Linked DNA regions of Homo sapiens: region 2 is linked to region 1. A link is a contact called in ENCODE Hi-C or POLR2A ChIA-PET data. All regions are on one chromosome and are shown on one strand. The core of a region is the stretch at or near the end of the contact, and the rest is flanking DNA. Distances in the headings are between cores, read along the strand shown.

The links. Hi-C counts contacts between places; a loop is a spot of excess contacts on that map. ChIA-PET counts read pairs that join two places held with the same protein, here RNA polymerase II (POLR2A). Pooled maps may share reads with other maps.
Region 2: a loop to region 1 is called in a pooled map, with 4 times the contacts of the local background. The contact joins two enhancer-like sites. A Hi-C loop is called at or near these places in 4 of 168 maps with a recorded cell type or tissue (esophagus squamous epithelium, heart right ventricle, ovary and 1 more), 2 of 37 single-sample maps with no recorded cell type and 7 of 50 pooled maps. POLR2A ChIA-PET finds 5 or more read pairs at or near these places in 2 of 52 experiments (PC-3 and T-cell).

The regions. Positions count from the first base shown.
Region 1 is chr12:115,997,226-116,000,332 of GRCh38, forward strand. MED13L (mediator complex subunit 13L) reads right to left here. Exons shown (of 31, transcript NM_015335.5): 15 at 1-5. Among named protein-coding and RNA genes, the nearest start is that of LINC02463, 110 kb to the left of the region's middle. RefSeq lists enhancers at 791-1,292, 1,176-1,225, 1,293-1,792. Within about 2 kb of position 1,251, at least 2 of the 41 ENCODE cell types and tissues checked have a DNase peak (open chromatin) inside an H3K27ac peak, as active enhancers do.
Region 2 is chr12:116,671,695-116,674,801 of GRCh38, forward strand. All of the region lies in intron 1 of LINC03088 (long intergenic non-protein coding RNA 3088), which reads left to right. Among named protein-coding and RNA genes, the nearest start is that of LINC03088, 12 kb to the left of the region's middle. RefSeq lists an enhancer at 1,250-1,559. Within about 2 kb of position 1,622, at least 2 of the 41 ENCODE cell types and tissues checked have a DNase peak (open chromatin) inside an H3K27ac peak, as active enhancers do.

The DNA.
Region 1 (3,107 bases), core at 1-2,500:
AACTGCTAAAAATAAGAAATAAAAAAAATTTGTTTAATAGGAAGGGCTTCTAAAAAGTCCTAGCTTATAGCCAGGCGCACTCTTTGGCACCAAAAATAGTGCTAATTAAATGATCACATCAGTTCACAAAAGAATATTAATAATGGAAGTGACTAAGAAGAAGGCCATCAGCAGAGAATTATCTTTTTCTGGGTCTTGTTTTGTTTTGTTTCGTGAGACAAAGTATCACTGTATCACCCAGGCTGGAGTGCAGTGGCCTGATCTTGACTCACTGTAACCTCTGCCTTCCTCGTTCAAGCAATTCTTGTGCCTCAGCCTCCCAAGTAGCTGGGACTATAGGCACGTGCCACCATGCCCAGCTAATTTTTGTATTTTTGGTAGAAACAGGGTTTCACCATGTTGCCCAGGCTGGTCTCGAACTCCTGGGCTCAAGTGGCCCGCCTGCCTCGTACTCCCCAAGCGCTGGGATGGCAGGTGTGAGCCACTGTGCCTGGACTTTTCTTGGTCTTTATCACTAACTTCTTGATGCTTTATGGTCTGGCTTCACATTAATTAAGTAAACAAAGTCTACATAACTTGTATGTTTCTTCCAACAACTGATTCCCTGAAAAGTCTAAGGAGAGGAATTAAACAGAAAGTGGAAGCAATTAGATAGTTACCACTACTAAAGTTCTATCCCTGCTTTCAAGTATGTATAAAATATTACAAAAAATAAAAATTGTTTGGAGCTGATTACTCAGCTAGTTTGACAAATCCACTACACTTACAGCTGCTCTTTTGGGGAAACTCACAGCTGCTCTTTTGGGGAAACAGTTCCATATTTTTTCCAGACAGATATTAAAATGAAACTTCAAAGTTTCTTTTAAGAAATACTTAGAACAGCGGTTCTGAACTCCTTCTTTAAAAAAAAAGTTTCCTTTAATACACCTGTAGTAAAAAATTATCACTACAGTAGTTCATTAAGGCACTGATTCTTAAAAAGTAGACCTATTGAAAAGTTGTAGTTGTAAAATTTGGCCACTAGGGGGTGGCCTATGCAGCAAATTTTTTAAGTTTGGAGCCACAGGTTTTTAAATCAGTGATTTAATGTCCCAGTTTCCTATCCTATTGCTCTTTCCAACAACTTCAAGATTTAAACAGACCAATAATAACCACTGAATCACTAAGATCTGACTCCTAGCTCCGAATCAGAAATTAACACTGGGCAACTGTACCGTGCTGTGCTCACGGCTACCCAGTCCAGGTGCTGGGGACTTAGATCTGCTGTGGTCAGGTCACTTCCCCCCTTGGGGCCTTGGTTCCTTCATCTAACAGGGAAGGCAGGGCTAGATGGATGACTCTCAATGGGCCTACTTGCTTTGCTTTGTTTGTGAGGGGAGAGGAAAGCTTTCAAACACCTCAGCATATGGAGGCAGAAGAAAAGGTGAGAACTTCTGAATTACATAATCTTTACCGTGTTTCTAAGTGAAACAACTGTATAATCCTAAATCATTTAGCCTCTCTTGGCCTGTGGAGTTATTTGTAAAATAAGGAGAGGGAGAGGCCAATCAGCAGGGTTGTTAATTCCAACATTCATTTCCATTAGCGATGCTCCACTGCTACTTATTTTCTATAATAGGAATCTGTATCTGATTTCATTATACAAAAAAGTACCTGCTGCTTCTAAAAAAAAGAAGAAGAAAAAACTAAAAATCCCAAGTTGATCTTCAAGGCACCTTAAAAATTTATAGAAGTAGAAACATGAGCCAAGCCAAACAAGAAACTGGCAGAAAACTATTTGAGAGGCTACATAACCGATACACTCTGAGGTGGAAAAACAGGACTTAAAATGTAGCAGGAACCAGATCAGTAAGTTTTCTTTAAAACAAAGCCAAGATCTTTAATATAAAGTTAGTCTACACTGGAGGCCGGGTGGGATAGCTCACACCTATAATCCCAGTACTTTAGGAGGCCAAGGCAGGCAGATCATTTGAGGTCAGGAGTTCGAGACCAATCTGGGCAATATGGCGAAATCCTGTCTCTATTAAATAAATACAAAAATTAGCCAGGCATGCTGGCAGGAGGCTGAGGCACAAGAATCTCTTCAACTGAGGTGGCAGAGATTGCAGTGAGCCGAGATCTCGCCACTGCAATCCAGCCTCGGTGAAAGAGAAAGACTCTGTCTCAAAAAAAAAAAAAGTTCATCTACGCTTGAAATAAATCCATCACCTTTAACCTTTAGTCCCTATTCCTCCTCTCAAGCCGAAGAACAGCTACTACAAAACTGTAATATAATTTGAGTTATATTTTAAAACATAATTCTGCTTCATAAAATCTTCAAAGTCACATTGCCATAAATCTTAATAGCCAGTGTAGCTCTTTGTGAAGTACAGAAATTGTATAAATTCTCTTTAAGTTAAAAGGATGAGCTTAAACATAGCCTTTCTTATAAGTATCCTATGACACAAGATTTTGCAAAAAAAAAAAAATAGTTCTATTAAATTTGTTTTTACATTTCCTGTAAGAAACATAATAAAGGCATTTCCACCCACTTAGTGTTAGCTGACTTCTTTGATCTTCCTGAACGCACGCATATATCTCAGTTTTCAAAGCCTCAGCCACCCTGTTAATTTTAGCAAAGGTAAACAGAGAACACACAAAAAAGCAGGGATGAAATTCTACCTCCAAGAGAGTCACTTTATAAAGTGGTCTTTATCATTGTTACTATCAGATATTCTTAAGGAAGACTCAGTCTGTCTCACTTCAATTTCCTAATCCGTAAAATGGGAAAAATATCTACTTCATATTTTTTGTGCATATTGAGATAATGTATGCTCAGAAGTGAACACTTTGCTGCAAACATCTAAACATTCAGCAAATGATGAACTCAGTACAAATTAATTCTCCCTCCCAAACCTGGATTGGAAAAAGATGGAACCACTGTCAAGTTTTGGGACTTTCTGAAAATATATGACCCTAAAGAAATTTTGAGATGACCAAAGGGAATCGGACTCAAAGTGGGTAAAGCAGAAAGAACACACAGACTCCAAGAAACACTTTGGTCCTCCAAAATAGAAACATGATTTGTCTCTTCAATTTTCTTCCCAGAAAACGGCTAAAGCAAGGGT
Region 2 (3,107 bases), core at 372-2,871, 670 kb after region 1:
TGTTCCCAACTTCCTGAGCTTGTGCTTTTTTTTTGGTGAGGGAAGACATGGTCTCACTCTATCACCCAGGCTGGAGTGCAGTGGCATGATCTCGGCTCACTGCAACCTCTGCCTCCTGGGTTCAAGCGATTCTCCTGCCTCAGCCTCCTGAGTAGCCGGGATTACTGATGCATGCCACCAACCATGCCCAGCTCACTTTTTTTGTATTTTTAGTAGAGACAGGGTTTTCACCATGTTGGCCAGGCTGGTCTCATTGAACTCCTGACCTCAAATGATCTGCCTGCCTCGCCTCCCAAAGTGCTGGGATTACAGGCATGAGCCACTGCGCCCAGCCGAGCTTGTGCTTTAGAGAGGGGGAGAGAGAGAGAGAAAGAGAAAGAGAGCGAGATTGGATGGGTGGATAGATAGATAGATAATAGATTGATAAGACTTGATAGATTGATAGATGATAGATAAGATGATTGATAGAAGATAGATACGATGGATAGATGATTGATAGATGATAGATAAGATAGATGATTGATAGATAAGATAGATTGATGAAAGATAAGATAAATAGACTGATAGATGATCGGTAAAATACATAGATTGATTGATTTCGGGAGTACAGGTGCAGTTTTGTTATATGGATATATTGCATACTGGTGAAGTCTGGGGTTTAGTGTAGCCATCACCCGAATAGTGTACATTGTACCCATTAAGTAACTTTTCATCCCTCTCCCTCCCCCTCCCCACCCTTCTGAGTCTCCAATGTCTATTATTCCACTCTCTATGTGCATGTGTTCATATTATTTAGCTCCCACTTATAAGTGAGAACATGCAGTATTTGACTTTGTGTCTGTTATTTCACTTAAAGATAACTGCCTCTAGTTCCATTCACGTTGCTGCAAAGGACATGATTTCATTCTTTTACATGGCTGAGTAGTCTTCGTGTGTGTGTGTGTGTGTGTGTGTGTGTGTGTGTGTGTGAGAGATATTTATCCATTCATGTGTTCTGGATACTTAGCCTCTTTATCTTTGCTATTGTGAATAGTGCTGCGATATGGGTGCAGGTATCTTTTTGATACAATGATTTCTTTTCCTTCGGGTATATACACCAGTTTTGGGGTTGCTGGATCGAATAGTAGGACTATTTTTAGTTCTTTTGAGAAATCTCCCTACTGTTTTCCATAGAGGTTGTACTAATTTACCTTCCACCAGCAGTGTAGAAGTGTTCCCTTTTCTCCACATCCTCGCCAACATCTGTGATTTTTTTGCCTGTTTAATGATGGTCATCCTGACTAGAGTGAGATAGTATCTCACTGTGGTTTCAGTTTGCGTTTCTCTGATGATTAGCGATGTTGAGCATTTTTCACATGTTTCTTGGTAATTTGTGTGTCTCCTTTAACAAGATGTCTGTTCATGTCCTTTGTCCACCTTTTAATGGGGTTATTTGCCCTTTGTTGTTGTTGAGTTGTTCGAGTTCTTTGTAGATTCTGGATATCAGTCCTTTGTCAGATGCACAGTTTGCAAATATGTTCTCCCATTCTGCAGCTTGTCTGTTCACTCTGTTGATTATCACTTTTGCTGTGCAGAAGCTTTTTTAGTGAACTTTTGCTTTTACTGTAACACATGCCACATCCTGTCTTACATGACAGTTGGGTCCCTTGTTCTCATCTCCAGTAACTTTGCTTCCCCTCACTTCAGTGTCCAAGGGCCTGCCTTTCCTGCCAGGCTGTGAGGACCAGGAGCCCACAGCCGTGCCTGCATGCCTGTTTCAAGCTTGCTGTATACCCAACGCACAGCACAACAAATGCCTGTATTTTCTTTTTTTTTCTTTCTTTCTTTTTTTTTTTTTTTTTTTTGAGACAGAGTCTCACTTCGTCGCCCAGGCTGGAGTGCAATGGCGTGACCTCAGCTCAATGCAGCCTCCAAAAAAACAAACGAAAATATTTATAGCTACTTTTAATTACATGTAGATTAAGGGGCAGTTTATGCAGAAATTTCAAGGAAAGGGTGGTAGCATTTGGGTCCTCGGTCTTTGCCACGGAAAGGAGCAGTAACTCCCAGTGTTGCCATGGCAATGGTAAACTGTCAGCGCTCACAGGTGGGCGTGTCTTATGGAGAGGTGCTACTGCCCCATCCCTGTTTTAGCTAGTCCTCAATGTGGTCCAGTGTCCAAGCCCCACCCCTGGAGTTAAGTCCCGTCTCCTGCTTCACTGGTTCTAGGGAGCTCTGGGATAACCTGAGATCTCCCTTGTATCCGCCCAATATTGCCCTTACGTCCTTATGGATGTTGTTTCCAAGAACACACACCCATAAACCTGCACACAAATCTCTGCCTCAGAATCTATTTCCCAAGGGCGCCACCTAGGAAAGAAGGCATAACAAAGTTTGGGGGAAAATATTGTCTTGTCTTCTCCAGTAACCACAGACCAGCAGGCCCGTACATCTCAGCTTCTTCTTAACCTGGGTAACATCAATGCCTGTTCTGTTCCAGATAGGTTCTCATTCTGTTGATTAGATTTAATAGGGAGAATTGGGGGGCCTTCTGGTTTTCTGGCCAGCTTTTCCTATTGATGCCTTCCAAAGTCATTCAACTTCCTGCCTTGAGATGTATCAGTGACTTCCCACTGCTCTGGGGAAAGGCTGCATATGGCCCGGCTTTCTCTGTGTCCTCACCTTATCCACACATGCTTCCTGAGCTACATCTGAAGCTTGTCAATTGCTCATTTCCTCCACCACAGGGCCTTTGTATATGCTGTTTATGGTGCCCACACCCCACCGACCCCACCCCTTATTCACTGAATTAACTCTTGTTTATTCTTCAGATATTAATTCCGTTGTCTTTTCCTTGAGGCGACCTTTTCCCAGAGGCACAACTGCATAGTGTCCAGGGTCTATGATACCTTTAGGGGCCCAGAAAAAAAGGCTTAATTTCTTTTAAAATCAGAAGAGGGAGACAGTGACTATATTATGATGAATCCAACCTGGATTTATACCAACAAAGTTGCAAAATGTAATTTTTTTTAATGAGAAAAAGCCCCCGCCCACCCCCCTACAGGGCAAAAGTCCCTCAGACCTTTTCTGGCCTCCCCCTAACCCACCAGCACTGCTAGGTCAGGTCT